Linked DNA regions of Homo sapiens: region 1 is linked to region 2. A link is a loop called in an ENCODE intact Hi-C map of the cell type or tissue named here. Cell type or tissue: endothelial cell of umbilical vein. All regions are shown on one strand. Each heading gives the region's core, and the rest is flanking DNA. Links, peaks and the distances in the headings are about the cores only.

Region 1 (12,595 bases), core at 1,947-9,946, 300 kb after region 2:
AGGGAAGAAGGGAGGGAAGACAGAATAAAAACAGGGTGGGAGAGAGGACAGGAGGGGGAAGGGTAGATAACCTGGGTATAAACTTAACACCTAGCCTGTATATAAGGCTGCATCTCACGAAGGAAAACACCACTGATTGTATTAAATAATATGCCAGATGACTAAACCTGTTGTAAAAGCATCTACCCCTTCTTCATGCAGTCAGAATTCACTTGGCAGAGAATGCGTGATACATTGCAGGATCATAAACAAAATGAGAAGCACAATCAAGTCTATCTTCTCTCCAGAATTGTCTAAGGCTGACATAAGCACAGCCTCTTAATCTTCTTAAAGCATTATTGATTTTTTTTAAGTCTCTAAAATTTCAAAACTTGAGGACTAGTTTTGAATGAAATACTGGCAAGAAAGAAGCAGGCGTGTGTGGTGAAATGTGTCCCTACCAAAAAAATAAATAAGAAAAGGAATGGGAAACTTATTAATTTTTGAATTAGTCTTGGGATCACCAGCCCCATGAAATTCCTACTGCTCAAATGAGCTTGGCTCTTCACAATCAAAAAGTAGTTGAGTAAAGATTCAGATGGGGACGGATGCAGGAAGCCGAGCTAATTTCTAGGATCCCGGGTTGTCGTGCATATGGACCACTAGAGGCGATTGTGTGGCTTGGCTAATGAGACACTGTATTAGCGTATTGAATTCTAATTGTTATATCTCTGGGCATCCCTTGCTGGAGAGAAGGAGAAGAAATCAGATCTTAAGTAAGAATATATTGGACATCTCACCTGTCCAACGTGGTCTCTTGAAGTGCAGCCGCACCTTGTCCTCCCTCTCATGTGCTATATACCTGAAAGCTCATCATGAAATAATAGTCCTGGAAGCAATCTGTTTACCTGGATCCTTTTGCCTTTGTGGTCAGCAAGACTGTTACTATCTCGGGCTTTATTTTTGATAAATTGCAGGTTTTGACATAGGTATATGGTAGGCCTCACTGGTGTCTACAAGAATAAAAAGAAGAAACCGTTTATTTTCCCGTCCAGTGGCAATGCATGGTCATTCACCTTCCTCATGAGGCAGCAGCAAGAGACATTGTCTCCCAAGTCTGCCTTAGGTGTCTGTCAATATCCCGGGCTTGATTTGTTACAATTAACAAATACTGATTATGTTGCTTTTGCGTGTTATGGCTCACGCTAAGCATGGTTCATGCATTATCCTATTTATTTCATACAAATCCACGATGTAAATATTATTCTGGCCACTTAGCAGACCAGGAAACTGAGGCTTGGGGAAATTAAGTATTCAGGAGGCTTAGTGCAAAGCAGATTCTAATAAGCCAGGGCTATTTGACGGCATATCCTTAGCTCTTGATGACTGAGCCCTGCTTCTTCCTCTGGGAAACCTTCCTGGACCCCCCAGGCCAGGAAAAGGACCCCAGGTGTGCCTGCCTCTGCAGCACTTGCCCTTAAGCACTTCTTCACAGCACCCACCTTGGACAGCACCAATAGCAAGGCACTGTGGTTATTGATTTGCCTGTCTATCTCCCTTAGGTCTTGAGATGTGGAGGAGTAAAGAATGGGCCTCAGACATCTTTGCAGTCCCAAGACTTAGAGTCACCATCAGTGCATACTGAATGAATGAATAAATGAAGAACATCCACCAAAAATGTTGAAGTAATGCTTACATAAAATTGAACAGCACTGTGAACAGGCCAGAGAGCCAGAGCAATCCGGGTGGACACAGCCTTAATGATTCATTCTGTAACATCCATAATTCAAACTCAAATTCAGCAAGACAGATGCCCAAATCAACGTGCTCAAAACATGCTAGAGGCAGTGTGCCCCTAGAGCCTGCTGAAGGCTGAGGATTGCTTCCACAAGACTACAACCCCCCATGCCCACCCCCACCTCTTTCTTTATTTGTCTGTGGCTTGCAGTTTTAGAGTTTAGAAACATTCAAGCCACGCCACCTGCCTTTTTCAAAGGCTTTTTCAGCTGTGGCAGTGTCATGGGTTTTTTTATTTGGTACTGTTGCAAAGGAGGGGCTGGAGATGAAGCAGAAAGGAGAAAAACCGAAGCCTTGAAAACACAAATTGGAAACAGATAAAAGCAAAGCTGAATGCAAAGGAGTCTATAACACGGATGCCACAGGAATTCCTGGAGCCCCCGAAGCTGGGTAGGATTACATTCTGAGTGCAGGTGTCACTGACGGGGCTCTGAATGACCAGCTTCCTAAGGAAGTATATACACATTGTTGTACATGGGTGCCCTTGTTCAGGGGGCAAAGAGGGGGCATTAGCAGAGGGGGCAGCCAGAAGGCACAATCTATTGGCTGTGATTTCTGAAGAGCAAAAGCTCATTTTTGTGAAGTATAGAAACCTGTTTCTACCATTCTCCCTTGTCTTAAGTAGCGTATTATTGGAATTAGTTCTCGAATGTAAGTAGCTTATTTAGGAGGTGGTTCCAGGAGGCAGTGATATGAAAAGAAAGCCAGTAAAGCATTATCAGTCCAGGTACCACTGTGGGCTACTGGAGCTCATTCTCCCTGGAGACTCTGAGAAATGGTGTCAAATACATCTCCAAAGGGGCAAGGGAGTGGGGAAATTTATCCTCCATCTGTATTCATCCCTGGTTGAGAGCTGATCCTGGGGGTACGAGTTCTCCAGAACTTCTGGCCTGCCATGCTCCAGCAGCTAGAACAAGCACTCAGGCAGAACATCTCAGGGTTCACAGTGAGAAGCTGCCAGAAGGAATGGTGGGGGGACGGAACATAAGTAGGGCACTGAGAGGCTGTGGGGCAGCCCTGAGTGTGTTACATACACCTTATAACATTGTGTGTGTGTGTGTGTGTGTGTGTAGTATACATCCAGTGTGTGTAGTATGTTTATGTGTGCATAAATACATATATATGCATATATACACAAATATCTGAATATATAAGTGGTTTATATAAGTGGAACAAAACAAAAAAAAGTATAAGCAATGGTAACCTCTGCATGTTTGCAAGCATTCATGAACTGATGCTGTAAGTGTTTGTAGAGCACTCACTGGCTGTGTGCTGACCACAGCTCCAGCAGTGGAGAGGATACACCCTCACCAAGCTAAAAAAAGGTCCCTGCACACAGGGAGCTTACTTCATAGCCAACCAATGAGGGGATACACCAGATTTTTTAAAAATCTAAATGCACAGGAAGATCTAGAGACAAAGGTGAAGCTCACACTAAGCTGTGCCTGATGAGGCACCAGGGAGCTGAACCCTGGGGGCCACAGGGTTCCAGGCAGAGGAAATCATACATGCAATGGCCATCAGTCAGGAAGAAGCTTTTGATCATCTTCATACTTTTATATTCACAAATTTTCTGCAATGCTTACACATTGTCAGAATTGAGGGGGACAATTACAATAAAACTATTTTTAAAATACAATTTGAGTGGGGGAAAGAATAATCCAAATGGAAGTTTTATTGATTCTTAGAAATTTGACTGATAAAACATTCCAAAATTGTTCATCTGATGGGAATCAGAAAACCTCCATTAACTTCTCTTAATGAATGGCAAGTCCAGAATCAATCAACAGGTATTTATGGTGCCTGCACTGTGTACAAGGTACTGCATGTGGGCCCTGGGGAGCACTGAGACGAACAAGACAGGGGCCCTGCTGTCACACTGTCAGTGTCTAGCAGGGGAGGTGGGATCATATGAAACCTATCCTATGATTAGGTATTTCATGTATTTCAAGAACCATGATGGAAGTGTAGATCATGTGCTGTGAAAATTATTCACACAGAGGAGCAGGGGCAAGTTTAAGGAGGCTTTTTGGGGTGGAAGGCATTTGAGCTGCGTTTACAGAGTGAACACATCTGCAACAGCCACAGAGGGTGTTTCAGGCAAGGGAAAAGCATGGATCTCAGCAGCAGAGCAAACACGCAGCACACACAGAAAAGGAGCCATTTAGAGCAGGGGACTCTGGTTCTTCGCATTCAAGGACAGAAGGCCAAGTGGGAAAGGTGAGTTGGATGGGGTGACAGAACACCTTGAGTGCCATAAGCAACGATTATTTGCTCTTTGTAAGCCGCTTATTCATGTCCTTGCTCCAAGAACAGCCCTCCAATTTCCTCGGGGAAACTGCACCCACCCATCCTGTATTCTAAGTCCACGTGGCTGGGTAGAGATGAAGTCCCAACTTCTGTGTCTTCAGAAGAGGGGAGGTGACTAAGTCCTGGCTAATCAGAGCATCCTGTCCCCTTGTTCATAGCAAATGGTTGAAGGATGGGCACGTGACATGTTAAGAGCCAATAAAATTTATTTCTAAGATTTGTATGGAAAGTGTTAGGAAGAGAGAACACTTCTCTCCACTGGAAATGCTGAGGATGGGCTGTGAGTCTGGGATTGCTGCTGGAAGCCACGTTATCACCACAATGAGACATGTGATCACAGAGCACAGCCAAAAAAAAAGGAAGGACTGCTGACAGAAAAAGCAAATAGGACATATTCCTGATGACAAGTCTAAGGTCTAGCCTTCATGAAAGCTAAATCAACTCCAGGTTTGCCAGTTGTGCAATCTACTAAACACCTCCTTTCTTTTCCCTGAAAGCTAGTCTGGAGTAGGTTTCTATCACTTGCAATCAGAAGACAGAATGACAATGCATGTCAAACACCCAGAGAAGAAGGAGCACACAGAAATGTTAAAAGTCTTAGTAATCAGGATGGAAGTCAAAGTTGTAGAAAAATTATAAGTTGGATGGAAAAAGAGATCATGGCAAAAGGACCCCGTGGTCCATCTAAGAAAAATAGGACCTTGAACTAGGGCCATGCCCAAGGTTGAAAGGAGATGTGGATTTGAGAAATATTTCAGAGGTAGCATCAACAGGATTTAACAGCTAATATTAGTAGAAGGTGAGGAAGAGAAAGAAATAAAAAATTACTCAGAAGTTTCTAACTTTGGACATTGAGGGGATGGTAATGTCATTAGCTGCAATGAGAGAAAAAAACAGGAAGAGGAACTGACTCATGGAGGAGATAAGAAGTTTGCTTTTGAGCACATGCAACTGGGGCTATCCACAGGACAGCAGTTTGGAGATGCCCGGGGCGGGGGGGGGGGGGGGGGGGCGGGTTCCAGCACTTACAATGGTGCACGTAATGCACTGTAAAGAGAAGCAAATTACATGGCCTTTTCTTTGTAGATTTAGAGATCAGATTAGTGTTCTGAATAGTAATCATTTGGGATAGCGGCTATATAGAAAACACAACTTGATGTATTGGGAAGTCATACCAGAAAACAATTAAAATGCATCCTGTCAGGAACATAATCACTGAAATCCTTTGTGAGGGCAAAGAGGAGGGTGAGACTCAAAACAGGATGAGAAGCTGTGATCTTCTCACAGTTGCTTTCTCTGACTGTTTTTGAAATTCTAGGACAGGACTGAAAACCTGAGATTCTTAGAAATGATTAAGTTTAACCCAAATCCAGACTTCTTAATCCCTGGGGATGGACATTTACACATAGAAAGACACACAGACACACACACACACACACACACACACTTACTAGCCCTAATTCTTGTATCTTCCTTAATAATAAAGTTTGACTTTATTATTTGAAAATACAAGCTAATGTCCACTTATGTACATTATACACATACACGGTAACTCTTCACTGGTGGGGATACTTTCAAAAATCTCCTCTGCATAGAACGTTGGTCACGTTTTACGCATGGTACTGATTCTCATCGTCTGTTCTTTAAAGTGTTCTCTCATGGGATGCCCTGTGAACAAAAGGGTTCCCAGGTCAAGTAGATTTGGAAACTGCTGCACATTCTAAACCCTTCTTGGAAATTCAGTATGCACATTCACAGATTAAAGCCTCTGAGAAGTCCCGCAGGAAAAATTCATTTAAATTTCTTTAACCTAAATGATCCCCAATATGTTCAGCCATATTTGTCTTTGATGCTATAACCCTTCTCAGCATCCTGATGAACTAATATCCATAAAATATACTTTGTGTCACCCTAGTAAAGACCAAACTTCTGTAACAGGCGAACTTCTAGAGTAAGCCAATCTTAGCCAAGTTGGGATAAATCAACAAAGCTCTCTGGCAACTTGCAGGCAAATGCCCAGCCAACTAATTGGATGACTCATTTTATTTTCCTTTTTCGGAAAACTGTTGAAACATTGCATCAGTGTCACCCATGTGGACCTTCATAAGCTGTATTATTTATTGTTTGTAAAAACTAGATGGGACATTCCTCTCTCAACAGCTAAATGACATTTGGCATAGACAAAAGAGATTATCTTAATATCCTGTTACGTTTGTTCTGTGGCACTGTTTGGATTGTGGGTGGGAGAAGGTAAAACAGTAAAAGCTATGTTTGTGGATTAAGTGTAAGGATGCAAAATGTGTGTACTGATTACATTTTGGTTCAGCAGAAATGTCATAATCACCATGAAGACTTGTTTTATGCACATTCTCTTAAATACCATTTCTAAAAGGTTCTTAGTGGAGAGGAAATCTTGCTGGAAGGCAGAGTTATGACACGCATTAAGGGTGGCCATGTTAATGAAGTGGAGCAAGGGAAATGGGACCTGGGAATCGGCTGCCTCACCTTCTTTGCCCTTGAAATCAGCCTCCTCTCAGTCTGGGCTGGGTTGAAATTAACATAATGAGATGGCTTCTCTCCACTTGCAGAGTGTATGTTCTCAGGAGGATGGAGCTGAATGCACTCCCTACTACCGGTGGTCCTCCTGGAAGCTTAGTTCTCAGAGGCAGAGGACACAAGCAGCTGTCCTTGGCAGGGCAACCTCAGGTAATCATCAGTGACCCTCCCTGGCCCTACTACAGCCTGAATCCCAGTTTCATCACATAAGTTCCCATCTCTCCCCATATGAAAGGGGAGCTATTAGAAATATCCACCTTCAACAATCAGGCTTCTATGAAGATCAATTAAATGACAAGTATCAAAATGTCTTTTGCCAACAGAATATTGTATATTATTATTAGTATGAAGATGTTTTTTCTTCTTAAACTAGGGATGAACAAACTACGGCTCACGGGCCAAATGTGGCATGCAGTCTATTTTTATACAGCCTGGAAGCTAAGAATATCTCTGTTTTTTTACATTTTTAAAGGATTATTAAAAGAAAAAGGATAATAAGAAAAGGAAAAGAAGTAAAAAAAGAATATAGAACAGGGCCTGTACGTGGCCCCAAAGTCTAAAATATTTACTATCTGTCCTTTTAAAGGCAATGTGTGTGAACCCTTCTTAAACAGAGAAAAACTAGCTATTTCTTTGGCTTCCTGTAATAGATTGTAAAAAATGTTCCGATTCTTCACGCCCCCCTGTGCCATGGAGCTATTCAGTGCCCTCCCTCTTTGACAATGGGCTCAGCCATGGGATGTTTGGCCAGTAGATTGCTTGCTGAACAGGCTTGAAAATCACCTGTAGAATTGAGCTTGTCTCTCATGCCTCCTCCAATGCTCTAAAAACATGCCCAAGCTACACTGCTACAATATGGGAAAGTCACGGAGCAAAGCCCACCTCAAATACGTGAACAAGCTCAGCTAAGATCAGCAGAGCCACCTAACTGATGGCTGAGCCCATATGCATGGGCAGTGAGCACTGCTTGTTAATATACTACCAAGGTTTTGTAGTTGTCTGTCACAGAGCAAAAGCTACCTGATACATTCTCTTCCTTTTTCCCACCATCTACAGAGAGTACCCAGGAGATAGAGTTCTTTGCCTTGGTCTTCACTAAAAGCAAGCAATCCCAACCAGCTTTCACCTTTGTTTTTGAAGGCAAACATATGCTTGACATGCAAAGACTCTTCCAACCTGGCAGAAAACACTAAAGAGACTAGAGATAGCACTGCCTTAGAATTCAAGAGCTCATTCTTACCAATGCTCCAATCTTCCATACTTTGAACATGGTATTCCTAGGCCTACAGCAACAGTTAGAACCTGCCTGTCCAAGTTAAATTCCATGAGTCTCCACTCATTCATTCATTCATTCATTCATCCATTCAACAGATACTTCTTTATAGCCCCTATGTGCCAATCACTGCGCTGGAACATTAACATGCAGCCATATCCTCAAGGAGCTCATCTATGGGGTAGATTACATCCTCCAGTCTTTGTTTCCTCCTCACCAGCACTGTCATGTTGGGGCAACAATAAACAGTATAGTTCCACAGCTTTATTACAAGCTATTATCAGCAGTGCAAATATAAATTCTATATATTCAAAACCATTTGGCTATGTTTTGAATTCATGAAAAAACTTACACACACACACACACACACACACACACACACACACACACACACACACAATGCCTCGGCCCAGCCAGGTGCGGTGGCTCACGCCTGTAATCCCAGCACTTTAGGAGGCCGAGGCAGGTGGATCATGAGGTCAGGAGTTTGAGACCAGCCTGGTCTACATGGTGAAATCCCGTCTCTACTAAAAACACAAAAAATTAGCTGGGCATAGTGGCGGGCACCTGTAATCCCAGCTACTCAGGAGGCTGAGGCAGAAGAATTGCTTGAACCCGGAGGCAGAGGTTGCAGTGAGTCGAGATCACGCCACTGCACTCCAGCCCCAGTGACAGAGTGAGACTCTGTCTCAAAAAAAAAAAAAAAAAAAAAAAAGAAAAAAGAAATGCCTTGGCCCCCTTAAAGGTGATTAAAGGATGTTGGAGGATAGTCTGGGGTGAGAGTGACAAAGCCTCATCTTGTTCTCTTCAGATGGAAATCACCAGTACCTGGGAATATGGATCAACTGTGCTATTAACTTTACCCAAACCACCTTAAAACTGAATCATGAATATACAACGCCTTCTTTGATGACATAGTGTGGTGGTTTTGAAATATATCCACAAATTATTTGATCTTTCTCCCTTCAGGACATAGAGTTTAATTCCCTTCCCTCTGAGTGTGGACCTGGACTCAGTATGCATTTCTAATAGATATAGCATGGTAAAAGTAACAATATATGACATCCAAAATTGGGACATAACTGGTGTTCTGGTTCCTTCCTTGGTTTTCTCTCTGGGATATTTCACACAGGAGAAAGCCACTTGCCATTTTGTGTAAATACCTTAAGAGTCCTATGCAGAGCCTATTGTGGTAAGGAACTGAGGCCTATTACCACCAGCCATGTGAGGGTGCCACTTTGAAAGCAGATCTTCCAGCCCCAGTCAAGCCTGCAGATGACTCCTATTTCAACCAACATCTTGACAACAGTATCGTGAAAGACTCTGAACTACAAGTACCTCATTGCAATGTTTCTGTAATAATACTTGCTTGTAAGCCACTAAATTTGGGGAAAATTTCTAATGCAACAATAGATAATTAACATACATAGATAGCATCCCACTGAAACCACCACAGTTGACCTAACTGAGTTGAAGAAATCATGGGACATAAATGAAATGATAAGAGTCATGTAGGGCCTGCTTTCCTGTTACAGCCTTCGTTGCAACATGAGCTATGGGCATTCTGATTTTGTTTCTATCACCTGAATCAATGACTTTTTTTTACATATTTGCTGCCATCAAAACCAAAGGTGCAGAACTTAACTGCAAAGCTGTCATTCATGTTGCCATGTCAAAGACCTTGTGACTACCAAAATTTCTTACTCTTACAAAACAACGGTGTTCCCATTGAGTTTTACTTTTGAATACAATTAAGGTTTACTTTCTGATTAACTTACATTGACTGTGTTTTTTCTAATTTTTGTTAGAAAGTAATCTTTCATTTATATATAAAATATATAGAGTGAGTGACACTTTTTAGTAAAGATGTATTTGAATAATATATAACGTGAATAAAATCAATTTCAAAAGCAACACAATAGAATTATGCAAAAAGAAATCTGTGTATGTTTATATCACCTCTTTTTTTACTTAGACAGCAAACTAAAGATTTCATCAGAGTCCCAGAAGGGTCAGTGGCCCCAAAAGATTAACACAAATCTAGGGGCTTTCCCTGGTCAAGCACATCTAGTTTACAGAAAGTAGATGTCACCCGAATTTCAGGCTTGGGAGAGAAAGTAACTGTCAGAGAAACATTAGAAAGGCTTAGTGTTGTGGAAAAATTGATAAATGTGTGTAGATAAGGAATACATTTGGCAGGCTAGTAGATTTGAGACATTTATCTGCAAGGCTGCTTTAAATGGGTTATGGTTGATTTAACTCTGTGTTTAATGTCACTCAATATCTTGTACATAATCTGTTAAAAATTAAATGTGCTGTCTTACAAACCTAAAAGTTATTCAGCTCAACTCTACCAGGCTGCATGGTATAGCACCATGCCCTTGTGTTCAAATCTCCTGCTGTTCTAACACTATGGAGAATCAATTAGTGACCTAACAATCATGTCTCTTTCAAGAATTCAGATAGGGGCTTTGACTGAGGTCAGCACAGTAGCTTTCTGTCCCTAAAAAACTGATAGGAAGCTTGAGTGGACCCAGAGAATACCTAACCCAACAATGCCATGAGATGGTTCTTAACTCCAACTCCAAAGCTACGTTAGGAGCAGCACACACCAAAGCTAAGGGACAGACAAGAGGTGAAGTCCTTCCTGCTCACCATTGGAGCCACGTGCTAACCCTGCCATGAATGGTAGAGATATAGGAACAGATCGAAGGGAGAAAAATTGGTGGGAAGTAGAGTTAAAAAGAATTTATTAAACCTCCTCTGGGCAACCAAGTCCTGAGTAAGAGATCCAGAATTAGAAGCAAATTGGTATTTGCTTTCAAATAATTTATATTACATCTGAGGATTCAGAAAGATCCAAACACCACACAGAGGGAGACTTTGAGATACTCTAAATACTGTATCTCCCTGTTGATGCTTCACAGCCTCCTCATTGCCCCAGGCACAAAGCAGCTAGGTTGACAAGGCCCCCAGGGTCTGGACTCGGCCCACCAGCCTCCGCTTCAGGATCCTTTCCACTGAGCTGCTTCTGGTACCAAGAACATGCCCTTCCTCCAGCCGACAGGACTTTGCCCACGCTGCCTCCTCCACCTTGGGATACTTAGCTCCTCCACTGCCTCCTGTCTCCACCCTCCCCACACACATGCACCATTATGTGTTTTCCTTCAAATCTTAGCTCCATGGTCATATAATCAGAGAAGGCTTCCCTCCTTGACTCCTCAGTTCCATCTGTTATGCTCAGTAAGAATACCCAAGGCGCCTCCTTTATAGGCACTCCTCCTTTCTAGAAGAGACCACAGCTGTCCACTTTACAAGTAGGCATAGTCATCCTCCTCCCTCCCTCTTATATCTCCAGGGTCTGCCCACAGTAAATCCTCAAAGAATATTTTTTGAATGAGTGATTGGGTGAATCATACTGGTGGTTCATTCATTCAGTAGGTCCTTATTTATATTTGGAATGTTGTCAGAAAAGGGAAATATTTTGGTAACATGAAGCATGGCAGTGGGAAAATTCACCAAAAAAGCTGAGTATTAACAGAGGTTTTAGAAGATGATTGGGAATGGGCCTGGGAGGAAGGGAAGGAGGGGAGATTCAGTTTTATAGTCTTAGTATAATCATAAGATAAATAAAGTTGAGATAAAACAGCCTCCTTCTCATGCCTGCAAGCCATTGATTCAGCTAAAAAGGCAATTACCCAAGAAGAATATGAATATTGTCTATCACATTGACACAGAAAAAAGTGCTGAATGTTGCAGTGATAGTGAGCAGTCCATAAAAAAATGTTGGGGTGGTGAAATACCAAAGTCTGCCTGTCACATTTTATCAAAAGTAGCTCAAATAACTCTGTTCAATCTCATGTACTTGGAGTCAAACATTACTTTTTATTGCAGGACAGAAGGCTGAGCCATTTCCTATGGATACTCTTCTATAAAAGTATCCATATCTGGTAGTTGTCACATAAACTTTTCTGCATAAATAGCTCTATATGCAAGTGAATAAATTAACTGGGGAGACAGAATTATTGAGTACCTACTAAGTGCCAGGCACTGAATTTTTTATGATCATAGTGTTTAAGTATATGTTTTATTTTTATTTTAATCCAGATGTGGACATTGAAGTTCAGAGTTTGTTTCAATTACTTGCCCAGGACCATGTACGCAGCAAATAAATGACATCATTTTAATCCAGGCCTTCACTGTACCTTAGTGTATCCCATTAAATCACAGATGAGAAGTTTGAACCAAGAATGTTATAAGATTTTCTAGGAATGGCAGAATCTAAGAGTTCACTGGAATTTTAATGGGGACCTCATGACTCTGATGGCACCTTGGGTCAATAATGCAAAATAAATACCTTGCTCTACTCCTATCATTCCATGAAATATGCCTCAAGTGGCAATAGGCAATAGCTCAAATAAACATCAGAATGTAATTTTACCTTTTAACATGTGGCAGGGTGCACAGCAGTGCTCATTAATGATTCACTGACAGCAACTTATCATTTGGATGTGGTCCTGCATCTTGGCATGTTTGCATAAGTGTCTACTTGGAGGTTCTTATACAGGGTTTAATGTAGGAAAATGGGGGTCCTTTATGCAGCATACATTAATACAGGGGAGAGCGAGTAACTAAATGTTTAGAGCTCAAGTGTTTAGACCTAAATGTTTAGGTCGCAAG
Region 2 (12,595 bases), core at 2,636-10,635:
CTGCCACCAAGTGAAGATGGACGTGTTTGCTTCCCCTTCCACCATAATTCTACCTTTCCTGAGACCTCCCCAGCCATGCTGAACTGTGAGTCAATGAAACCTCTTTCTTCCATAAATTACTCAGTCTTGGGCATGTCTTTATTAGCAGTGTCAGAATGGACTAATATAGAATAATCTGTGAAGATGAAAGGAAGGAGGGAGAAAGAGAGGAAGGCCTCGTTCTGGCACAGGCCACCATGATCTTCTGCCTGGGTTACGGTGGTAAGCTCCTCACTGATTTCCCAATCCCTCATCCACCCATCTCCCACACCCAGTGGTCTCAACACAGCAAAGGTCCAAGTATAACATTATGTTTGTGTCACTCGTCTACTGAAAACCACCTAATTAGGAGTTAAAGTTCCTGTTCTAACCTACAGCCTTCTCCATAACATACTTTGTTGTACGCATTTTGTGCTACTCTCACCCTCACTCAGTCACTCGGCCCCACTGGTCTCCTAGTTCTTCCTCAATCCCCCAGGCATTCTCCGCCTCAGGGCCTTTGCATCTGCTGTACTTTCTGCCTACAGTGCAATTCCCCCACATTTCCAAGGCTCCCCTGCATAACTTCCTAACTTCCTTCTGGCATCTACTCAAAGGTCACCTTTGTTATCTGCCCCTTCCTGGACAGCCCATCTAACATTTCAATACATGTTTACCCTGACATTTCTCTGCTATTTTTTTTCTCCTTAGCACTTCTTATTATTAAAACGTATCCCATAGTATGTTTTTGTTATTTATACTATTTATTGTCTGCCTCTTTCACGAGAATGTAAGCTTAAGGTATCATAAAGTCCTGGAAAATACCTCATACATGGTAGCTCTCTAAACATAATGAATCAATGAAGGAATGGGTTGATTTCCTTCATTTCCGTGTCTTCTCTTAGCAACTATGATCCATCAATCACTTAATGATGAATGAAAATAGCCAAGTAAGTCGGTAGGTAGGTAGGAACAATTGAGGAAAAGGACAAATATAACCTGACTTAATGTTGTTTGGCCAAGTATAGCTATGGATAAAAGAAAGAAAGAAAAAGTTGCATGCATAATAATTTTAAGGCATTTTTCTTTTCTCTCTTTTTTTTTTTTTGACAGAGTCGTCTTGCTCTGTTGCCCAGACTAGAGTGCAGTGGTGTGATCTTAGCTCACTGCCACCCCCGCCTCCTGGGTTCAAGTGATCCTCCCATCTCAGCCTCCCAAGTTACTGGGACTACAGGCACAAGCCACCCTGCCCAGCTAATATTTTTAGTAGATACAGGGTTTTGCCATGCTGCCTAGGCTGGTCTCAAACTCCTGGACTCAAGCAATCCACCTGCCCCAGCCTCCCAAAGTGCTGGGGTTACAGGCATGAGCCACTGAGCCCGGCCTTAAGACATTTTTCTTACGAGGTATTTTTTAGCCCTTAGGGAAATTTATCATGAAAGCAATAGAGTTCAGAGCAAGAACTCTGGAATCAGAGCTCAGATTTGATTCTGGATAAAACCTGAAGAGTTATATAACCTTGGAGAAGCTAACTGCCATTTTGAACCATAGTTTCCTCACGTGTGAAATGGGTTTCATGTTAATATATATAATTCATGGATTATAGTGAAGACTACATGAGACAGCATTCATAGATCACCTGTCACGGTGCCTAGCACAGAGTAATGTGTCAATGAACATAACATCACTATGATTAGAATTTAAGTCATCATGCTGGGCGCGGTGGCTCATGCCTGTAATCCCAGCACTCTGGGAGGCCGAGGTGGGCAGATCACCTTAGGTCGAGAGTTCAAGACCAGCCTGACCAACATGGAGAAACCCCGTCTCTACCACAAATACAAAAAATTAGCTGGGCGTGGTGCATGCCTGTAATCCCAGCTACTTGGGAAGTTGAGGCAGGAAAATCGCCTGAGCCCGGGAGGCAGAGGTTGTGATGAGCCGAGATCATGCCATTGCACTCCAGCCTGGGCAATAAGAGTGAAACTCTGTCTCAAAAAAAACAAACAAACAAACAAACAAACAAACAAAAAAAATCAAAACTGGGTGTTTTGAAGAAAAATGAAATGTGCAAAATTTTAGTGGCAAATTACATTGTTCCTTACTTCAGTGAATTTCAACAAATGGCGTTATTCTATTCTAAAACATCCAAATAACTTATTGGGATGAAACCTGTTTCTGAAAATAAAGTTGCCACAATTTTGAAAAGAACCAGTTTTTAAACATCAGTAAGGGCTCCTGGCTAGCTTCAAACTCTGTTGGAGGTACAGCTCACTTCATCATTATTTGCTTCTTTAGACACTATCAGAGGGAAACCAGTGGTTACAAAAGTGAATAACCCTCATTGGGATATGGGCTGTGGACAAGGAGCAAATGGCACCACCAAGAATGGTGTTATCGAGGCTGCACTGAGCAGTCAAGCGCTTGGCTAGTCTTTTTCAAGTCACCCCATCATCCTCAGGCTTAGCCTTTGATTTGTCCCTGAAAGGCAAGCTTTGGCATTTTTTAGAGAGGAGCTATTCTGGGGGAAAGTAAGTTGTGTTAGTCAAAACCATTCAGGAGACATATCTGAACGTTTTTTCAGATGCACCTGGGAGAAAGCCTCTCGGATCAAAATTGTTTTCCTCTCTGTATTAAGGAAAGGTTGTATCATCACTGGGGTCTAAAAGCATACACTCAAGATGGCACTAAGCTCATGGTCATTTGCTATTGTGTTGGGTCTTTTTTGTTTATGTATTAAAGTGATGTGATTGAGACTTGAAAATGCCCCCACTGAGCTGCCAGTAGATGAAAATTACCAGAAAGCTTTGAGTTAAAGGAGAGCTGACGCCAGTATTGTGCAACTGAAGCACAAGCTATCTTAAGCTACCAACCTTAAGGACATGAAATGTAATGGTGAATCTGAACTGAGTACATTTCAAAAATACTTAAATTCTATTGTCAATGACATATGAAGGACTTTTGCAACATTAAAAACAAGTGAACAAAACCAACCAACCAAAAAACCAAACACCAGTGCTTAATCTTTTAATGTCTGCTATCTGATTTACTCATTATCAGTGAAGATGACTGTACAAGCTTACATAATTTCTGCCAGGCCTCTTAAATCCTCTGCCAGGAATTGTTTTAAATAACTGAGCTCACCATAAACATTTTTAAAGGAGCAAATCAAAACAAAACAAAGCAAAAGAAACAAAAAGCCTAGCTCTCTTGTTGGAGTCAGAGAACCAATTAGGGTACTTCTGGTGAGAAGGCATGCATGAGCTGTGATGAGAATTTGACACTGTTTCTGAAACAAGCTATAATGGTGAGACAACTCCTTTTTACCTGGGAGGTAGAGAAGATGAACACACAAATAATTGGAGAATTTCCTTTGCCCTTCACAACTGGAAAACACTGCTCAAAGCTCTACACAGAAATTGGGCATCTGAAGGCCTGAGGTTGTTGGTGGGAGTGGCCTAGCTCAGTGGTGGGGGCGGGGCACTGAATCATGGAAGTACCGTGCCTGCAGCTAAGCCTACCTTGGTACTTTAGTATGCCCACAGGTTACAGGAGGTAAGGAACTGGAAAGAGATGAGAATGAACAGGGAGAAAGAGTGAGGAGGGGCTGGGGCCTGGAGTTCCTATGCTTTGGTAGAAAAATTCCCTATTTTCCAAACTTAATCTTTGAGTGGAGACAATGAAATAATCATCCAAAAATCCAGCAATGTCCAGCTGTGAAGGGTAGAGCCACCGGTTAAAGCCCTGGCAGAAATTGTGTCTTCTTGTAATAATAGAATCTCATCTCCTACCCTCTGGGTTTTATTCAGGTACCTGGCTACTTAGTTAGAAACTACACTTCCCAGCCTCCATTGCAGCGGGCCATAGCCATGTGACTCAGCTCTGCTCAACAGGGAATGAAAGGGAGCATTAGGAGAAACTTCTAGTCAATGTCCTTTAAAAGGAAGATGCTCTTCTCCTGTTCCTCCCAGTCTGTTTCCTACAGCCTGGCTATGGTGCAGGAGGTAGGAATGAGGATACCACCCTGGGGATGACAAGTGCCATCTCCATCCATGCTACTTGGAATCACAAAGCTGCTGTAACTTGCTGGAGACATAATGTGAGATGATAATCCACAGCCTTTTCAAAACATGAGTCCTTGGCTGGGTGGCACAGTAGCTCACTCCTGTAATCCCAGCCCTTTGGGAGGCTGAGGTGGGCGGATCACTTGAGGTCAGGAGTTTGAGGCCAGCCTGACTAACACAGACAAACTCTACTAAAGAGACAAAAAATTTGCTGGGTGTGGTGGCGGGCACCTGTAGTCCTAGCTGCTTGGGAAGCTGAGGCACGAGAATCGCTTGAACCTGGGAGGCACACGTTGCAGTGAGCACACCAATACACTCCAGCCTGGGTGACAGAATGAGACTCAGTCTTGGGAAAAAAACAAAACAAAACAAAACAAAACAGGGGTCCTTGCATGACATTCAAAAGAAGAGTTACCTTGCTGCCCTGGAGTGGTTTATGAGGAAGAAGTATAATTCTATTTGGTTTAAGCTTCTGTTTTTGTAGCATTCTTTATTACAGCTGTTAGCCAATATCCTAACTGATTTGGATGCCCAGGTCTGAGCTGGCATAGTGTTTTGTGAATTCAAAGTTCTTCCTTTTGAGCCTCCAGAGCCTTTGGCAGCATTCTATGACCCTTTCCTCCTGCTTCCCTATCTTTATCCCTGACTCCTACAAAACCCGCTGCAAGGGAACACAGATACTCACGGTATAAGGAATGGGATTCAGCTGGCCTGGGGCTGTAGGTTTCTGCTGGTCGGACTCAGTATTCTACAGTTGCATTCATTAACCCAAGAAAATTTCCTTATCAAATCAGAATTCCCTGTCATTGACTGAGAATATTTTTTTCCCAAAGAGCATTTATTATCTACTTTAGTCTGACACATTCGATTGTCTTGATTCTCCTACCTCTTCCTTTGTTAATACGATAAGGAAGTACAGTATTTACATGGAGCAAATCCACTTAGAATTTTCCCCAAAACAAACTAAAGGAGAATATAAAAGAAGTGACAGAGAGGCATCATAGATATGTAAGCTCTTATTTATACAGAATTATTTAGGGTATGGAGTACACTGGTTAAGCCCTGTTCACATTTCTGTAACTGCTTCCAGCAAACATTCTAAGGAACCTTTGAATGGAGTAGTCACAGATGCCCAAGGGTCGTAGTAATCTTCTCTGTGCTCTAATGCTATGTGAAGAGAGAGGTAAGTTAAGTTTTAGTTCATCCACCTGTCTCTCCATTACTGCTTTCTGTAACATTCCAGGACATGATATGCACTGACCAATGTGATATATTCAAGTCTGAGAGGTTTGCAATTGAGCTATACTTGCTTGGGTATGAAATAAAGCTCCTTCTTTGTTTGCTTTTCCTTGCTCAGTAGCTGCATCAATGATAATATGTTACTAACCTGATTATACATTTATTTATTCTCCCTATACAGCATTTTCCATACTGTCCCTATTTATGAGCCTGGATTTTTGAGATAGAAAATTAAAAAAAAAAACCCACTTAAGCCAGTTAAATAGATAAATTATCAATGCAATGCTACCTGGAGTCACAAAGCTACTGAAACATTCTGAAGACACCATGAGAGATGGCAATCCACAGCCCTTGACCTTTTCCAAACTACAGTCCTCTCACCGCCCAAGAGCAATTCTCAGCTCAAAATATATTTGCATTGGCCTCAGAGGCCAGCTGGGCTTATCAAGACTGTCATATGGGACTGAACACACAGACAAATTACAAATGAGATAAATATTTACATAAGTCATTCCAGTGTTGGGGAAAGGACACTGGGGTTGGCATCAAATTAAGATTCCTATTCTAGTACCACCACATATGAGCTGAGTCATGCTGGACCAGTATTCAGTGTTTTCCTCTTTAAAGTGGGAATTTTGTTACCTACCTCTCCAGGCTTTTGCAAGAATGTCGTAAAACAATATATTTGGTACATGCTCAATAGATAAGTGTTAAGTCAATGGGTAAATTGAAGTAAAAGCCCTAAATAATCTGGTCTTGTCAGCCTTTGCTGCCTTATATCTCCTCCAATACACTAGGCACACTCCAGTGTCACGGCCTTTGCAGTTTCATTCCCTTCTGTCTAGACAGCTTTTCCTCCACATACCTACACGGCACATTCCCTCACCTCCTCCCAGTCTCTGAACGCCCCTTCTCAGTAGCATCTTTCCTGATGATCATGCCACTCACAAGCAAACCTCTTCCCCGCTTATTCTGCTTCGTTACTGTGTTACATTGATCACAACCCAACATTGAATACATTTTATTTGTTTATTGCCTGTCTGCACCAAGCGAGAATGAACACATCACAATGGCAGGGATTTTTGTCTGTTTAGCCTATTGTATTAATTTCCTGTGGCTGCTATAACAAACTATAAGCTTTGTGGCTTAAAACAACAGAAATTTTTCTCTAGCAGTTCTGGAAGCTGCAAAATCAAGATGTTGATGGGACCACACTTCCTCCATAGGTTCTAGAGGAGATTCCACCCCTTGCCTTTTTCAGCTTCCTGTGGCTCCAGGTGTTTCTTGGCTTGAGGCCACATCACTCCAAGAGTTGCCTCCGTATTCATATGGCCTTCTCCTCCTCCTGCAGTGTTGTTCCTCTGTGTGTCTCTTAAAAGCACACATGTCAATGGATTTAGGGCTCACCCAGATAATCCAGGCTCCTCTCATTATCAGATTCTTAACTACATCTTCAAAGACCCTTTTTCCAAAGAAGGTCACAATCACAGGTTCTAGGGATTAGGATGTGGACATATCTTTTTGGGGCCGACATTCAACCCATCATATCCACTGTTGTATCTTCAGTGCCTAGAAGACAGTATGGCACGTTGAAGTGCTCAGTTCACATTTGTTGAATAAATGAATGAGTCAAATACAAACAGTCCCTGGAATGTGGTTGGAACTTTTAAGGTGAGCTCCTTTTTTGTCTTCCCTTTTCTATGATATGATGTTCCTGAGGTGTACAGCTCTCCTGAGACAAATTTACTGAGATAGTAATTGCACATTCTGCCCATTTGGAAGGGCTTCCCATAGCTCCCCAGCAGTCAAAAGTGATCTTCTCCAACATGTGTCTCGAGCCTGTATCCCACCACCTGGACAGGACTCATTGACATGCACAAAATATCCTTTACATCAAATGTCCTCTGGGTCACAGCCAATCATCCGTAGGTGTAAATGGTCACACAGAACCCCTTCTGACAAGAGAAGCAAAATGCGAGATTCGCTTCTCAGAGTGGCACATCCATTAACATGGCTGCCAGATAACTCCTTAGAACTCTACTGATTTACATAAATACCTCCCAGTCAATTTCTCTTTTTCTTAAATTAAAATGAAAGTGGCAGCTCCCTGGCTGAGGCCCTGGACACGGTCTGGCAGCTCTGTTTTCATGTGAGCAATGGCATTTTGAATACTGGCCCATTGGAGCAGGAAGAGATGAAAAAATATCCATTATCATTATTGGTCACTATTTGCTTGAACATGCTGAATAACCCTCACTTGAATGCACAATAAACTCATTTAAATGGGTTGGAGGAATTCACACCAATGCAACACTACTTGTGCTAAGCAGCTCCAATAGAAGGCTAGAAATGCATTCTCAATTGCAAGAACGACTTAAGAAGATGGAATTGCGAAGCAAACGTAAGTTACTTGCCTGCTCTGTGCAGATTTCTATGCTGTGTGGTCACCACAGGGGTTTTTTGGAATAAATATAAAGTCATCTTTTTCTTCAAGGGACTTACGATCTACTAGAAGATCTTGACAACATTCTCACATAAACAGATTAAAAGCAGGTAAGTAGAGCAGTAAGAATTCACAAAGGAAGCTCTATGTGTTTTTCAGGAGACAAGTGATACATCTGAATGGTAGTAAAATCAGCTGAGGTTTGGAAGGGGTAGCTGAGAGTGAAAAGCGCTGAGGAAAGAGAGAAAAGCAAATAGGCATAGAATGAGTAAGCTGTCCCTCAAGTCATGTTCTGTCCTTAACAGATAAATGGCCAGGCGCGGTGGCTCACGCCGGTAATCCCAGAACCTTGGGAGGCCGAGGCGGGCGGATCATGCGGGCAGGAGATTGAGATCATCTTGGCTAACACGGTGAAACCCTGTCTCTACTAAAAATACAAAAAATTAGCCGGGCATGGTGGCGGGTACCTGTAATCCCAGCTACCTGGGAAGCTGAGGCAGGAGAATGGCGTGAACCCAGGAGGCGGAGCTTGCAGTTGCGCCACTGCACTCTAGCCTGGGCAACAGAACGAGACTCCCTCTCAAAAAACAAAACAAAACAAAAAAAAAAAAAAAAGAGAAAAGAAAAAAGAGACAACCTTGGGGTCGGGTGAGGTGGCTCACACCTGTAATCCTAGCACTTTGGGAGCCCAAGGTGAGTGGATCACCTGAGGTCAGTAGTGAGACCAACCTGGCCAACATGGTGAAACCGTGTCTCTACGACAAATACAAAAAATTAGCTGGGCGTGGTGGCGGGCGCCTGTAATCCCAGCTACTCGCGAGGCTGAGGCAAGACAATTGCTTGAACCTGGGAGGTGGAGGTTGCAGCGAGCCGAGATCGCAGCTTTGCACTACAGTCTGGGCAACAAGAGGAAAAACTCTGTCTCAAAAAAAAAAAAAAAAAAAAAAAAAAAAAAAAAAAAAAAAATAAGCTAAACCTGTGGATATTCCTAGGGACAAGGCATTTACATAGAATTGCCCAATAAGATGTAAAAATGACTGACATTTACTGAGCACTTACCAGGTACCAAACGCTCCGCAACATCCTCCACCCTGTATAGACCAGGGTTTTTCAGCCACAGCACTATTGACATTTTGGGCAGGATATTTTTTTGTTGTTGTTGTTCTGCATGGATGTCTTAAGCATTGCAAGATGTTTAACAGCATCTCTGAATTCTACCCACAAGATGCCAGCAGCATCCCCCAGCATGACCACCAAAAATGTCATTAGACACTGCCAAATGCCCTCAGGGGGTGAAATTGTCCCGGGTTTAGAGCTACTGGTGCACACTCTTTTATCCCATCTGCTTCTTAGAAGGACCGCAGAGGCAGCGTCATTAGCCTCATCTTATTGATGAGGACAGAGATATATGGAAACGTTAAATATGTGCTGGACGACAGCTGCTGGAGAGGGGTCCTTGCCCTTCGGAATATATAGTGCAAACTGTGTTTTTAAACATGTCATTTGTTTAATACTTATACAGTTTTTATTGTACAGAAGCATTAAAATTTTATGTAGCCAATGATATCAATTTTCAGCTTATTTTAACTTTTGGTGTCATGCTTAAACTCTGCCTGACCATAAGATAAGAAAAAATTCACCTCTGATTGATTTTTTTCCAGTGTTTTATGGTTGCCTTGAACACGTATCTTGGTATCATCAAGAATTTATTTTGATGTAAGGGCATATCTATATATATAAACATGTGTTATGTGGTTATGATATTTCTTCCCTGTTAAGAGAACTGAAGGGGTAAGAACAAGTGGTATTCTCTTAAATCCTGTTATTGGGAGTTTGTCATACAACATTTCGGTAAAATTTCTTCAAATCACCTCCCTAAGGTTATGTGCACCAACAGTTGAGCCATAGGAGCTTTGGGACTGACAAAGGAGGGGGGAAAAAAACAACTTAAATGCTAGTAACATTAAGGAGTATCTACAATAAGGAAGTTGAAAGAGAAAAGAGGGCTAAATGGAAGTTACAAGGTACATAGATAAGAGGACAAGTCCAAAGAATGTAACATAATGAAAAACAAGAAGAGGGATGCTTTCACCAGAGCGATGGACTTCAAGTATCAAATGAAGGAAAGTTTCTGCTGATGGAACGTGGAAGAATACGCGTTTTGGTGTCTGAAGGGATGTTCTTGGGAGGAGAAACTTGATTAAGATAAATATTCATGTGCGTAAGGAAAATTACAGCGGCAGAGAATGAAAGCTTCTTTAACAAGAAAAGTGTTGGTGAAAGTTAAAAATGAGAAGGGGCAGTATCTGCAAAAAAAAAAAAAAAAAGGATCAAGGGGAAATTACATGGCAGCGTTTCTTAAGTCAGGCTTAAGGCGTACATGAATGAGATTTAGGGGAGCCTGTGAAACCCCTAAGATTATATTTAATTTTTGCTTATATGTATATGTTATTCTAAGGATATGGAACATACTAAATCCATTTATGAATAACTGCTGATAACTACTTGTCAGAGGACAAGATCAATGTCTGCTAATTCATAGCAGAGGAGAATGACCCAAGAGAAGGATCTAAATTGGAAAGCTGAGAGTGGCATGAGGTATTGGATGAAACAAGGTCCAAGCAGAGGTGAGGACAGATGAAGTCAAGAGTATTTCCTGGACAGAAAAGTCTAGTAGTGAGATCTCATTTGTTTTATCATCATGCTTTATTATCACCAAGAGGACAGGCTGTCCAGAAAAAGAAAAAGTTACATGTCACTATAAAAAAACAGGACAAAACAAAATAGAAAAGAACTTCACGAAAGTGATACTCTTGCTTATTTATGAAAGTTGGAAATGCTTTTTTGCTATGTTCTTTCTTTCTCTTTTGTCAAAATGTCTTCAGTCAATATATGCTGATTTTTAAAATTACATAAGACACAAGATGTTATTAAAATCAATGCATTAATGCGTTTTAGAAAATAGTTATTCTAGGGAAAATGATACAAGCAAAGTGAGGATCTTAGGAAGGTCTGTATGACGAAATATAAAAAGTTCCAGGATCAAGAGACAAACGTGGATGGCTTTGAAGCCATAGAAAGGACAGGATTATGTCAACCTAGAAAATTTGAGCTGGTCACCAACTCTGCCATGAATTGACCATGACTGTGAGTGCTCAACTCTGAGATTCTCTTTCTCTATTTATGAAATACAACACTGATATCTTCTATACAGAGTTTCTAAGTAGGTTAAATATATTATTTATATGAGTGACTTAATAAATGCACATTCTTAGAGTTCTACTAGTATCAGATTCACCTTAGCTGATATTGTTGGCCTGATAAGAGCTGCAACTGGTAGTTAATCTCTTTGACTCCCTACCATTTAAAAATAGCCCAGAAAATGATACTGAATATTTAATGTTGTGACAGAAACTTACCTTAGAAGCCAGATAGACTGCTGAACTTCTATGTTAGATATAGCTGAGCTCAAATCCCAGCTTTTCCATATATTAGCTATGTGATTGTGGAAAAATCTCTTGTGCCCAGTATTTTCACCTATAGAACAGGGATAAGAACAACCTGGGCTCAGGCTTGTTTCATCAAGTATAAAATAAGATTGCCATTAGCTGAGACAACTGGGTGGGATTAGGGGAAGGTAAATAGAATATATTGTGCATGTACAGAACCTTTATTTAAAATGTTGACATTTTGTTTACCATGGATTTTTGCACTAATTTTTATTTTTATAAAATATTGCATTAAATATTATTTACTTTAATTACTGAGATTTTTCGTATCCCTTTAAATTTGGACCCAAAGAGAGTACCTCATTCACCTCACTCTAGTCCTAGCCCTGAAGCCAACAATTAGTGAAAACGTATTAGGGTCAATCACAATACTGAGCACTGTGAGTTTACACATTTGCTTGTCAGTGAAATATTTAGCACAATATCTAGCCTAGAGTAAGGCATTATCATCTTTACCACCCATTACCATCATTATCATCATCACTACCATCAACATCACCACCATCATCACCATCACTATCATCACCATCATCACCATCATCACCACCATCACCACCATCAGCATCACCACCACTACCATCACCATCATCACCACCGTCATTACCATCACCACCATCACCATCACTATCATCATCATCATCATCACCACCATCACCATCATCACCATCACCATCACTATCATCATCATCACCACCATCACCATCATCATTACCACCACCACCACCATCATCAACAACACCATCGTAATTATCATTACCATAATAATCAACATCACCATCACCGCCATCAGCATCACCATCACTAGAATCATCATCACCACCACCGTAATCATTACTATCACCACCATCACCATCACTATCATCATCACCACCATCACCATCACCATTACCCCCACCATCACCATCGTCATCACCATCACTATAGTTATCATTACCATAATCATCATCACTACCATCATCATCATCATCACTCTCATTATGATTTTCTAAGATATCCTAAATAAATTTCCTAATATTTCCAAGTTGCAGTTACCTCATTTTTATTACAAGGCTAACATTGCCCCCTTATAAGGCGTAAAACTTAAACAAGGTCGTTTTTGTTGTTGCTATCATTAATGTTTTTGCTGATTTCAATGTATCACCTGACTCTGCAGCAAATCCAAAGAGTGCTTGTCAAGAAATCACACATTTCTAATGAACATGGAGACTAGCCCGGCAGAGAGATAAAGCAGGACCATGCTGGGTCCTGGGCTGGCTTTTGCACAACCGCCTAAGATCTTCACACAAAGAAGTATGCACTGTGCTCAGAGCTGACATTTCTGTAGT

The links. A loop is a pair of places that touch in the nucleus more often than their neighbours do. Peaks named below come from ENCODE experiments on the same cell type or tissue, not always from the same donor. Only the 100,000 strongest peaks of a DNase experiment are listed, where the experiment ranks them.
Region 1: it touches region 2 in a loop (7-fold over the local background); 2 of 110 quality-filtered maps call a loop at or near these places.

Annotation. Positions count from the first base shown.
Region 1 is chr16:82,693,459-82,706,053 of GRCh38, reverse strand. The region is part of intron 1 of CDH13 (cadherin 13); the gene reads right to left. Among named protein-coding and RNA genes, the nearest start is that of MIR8058, 11 kb to the right of the region's middle. RefSeq lists an enhancer at 5,783-6,982. In endothelial cell of umbilical vein, for the core only: no CTCF peak of the experiment used is centred there; DNase peaks (open chromatin) are centred at 4,943, 5,303 and 6,133; H3K27ac peaks cover 3,255 bases.
Region 2 is chr16:82,996,356-83,008,950 of GRCh38, reverse strand. The region is part of intron 2 of CDH13 (cadherin 13); the gene reads right to left. Among named protein-coding and RNA genes, the nearest start is that of MIR8058, 310 kb to the right of the region's middle. RefSeq lists a silencer at 2,326-2,509. In endothelial cell of umbilical vein, for the core only: no CTCF peak of the experiment used is centred there; DNase peaks (open chromatin) are centred at 4,850, 5,880, 6,200 and 6,390; H3K27ac peaks cover 3,049 bases.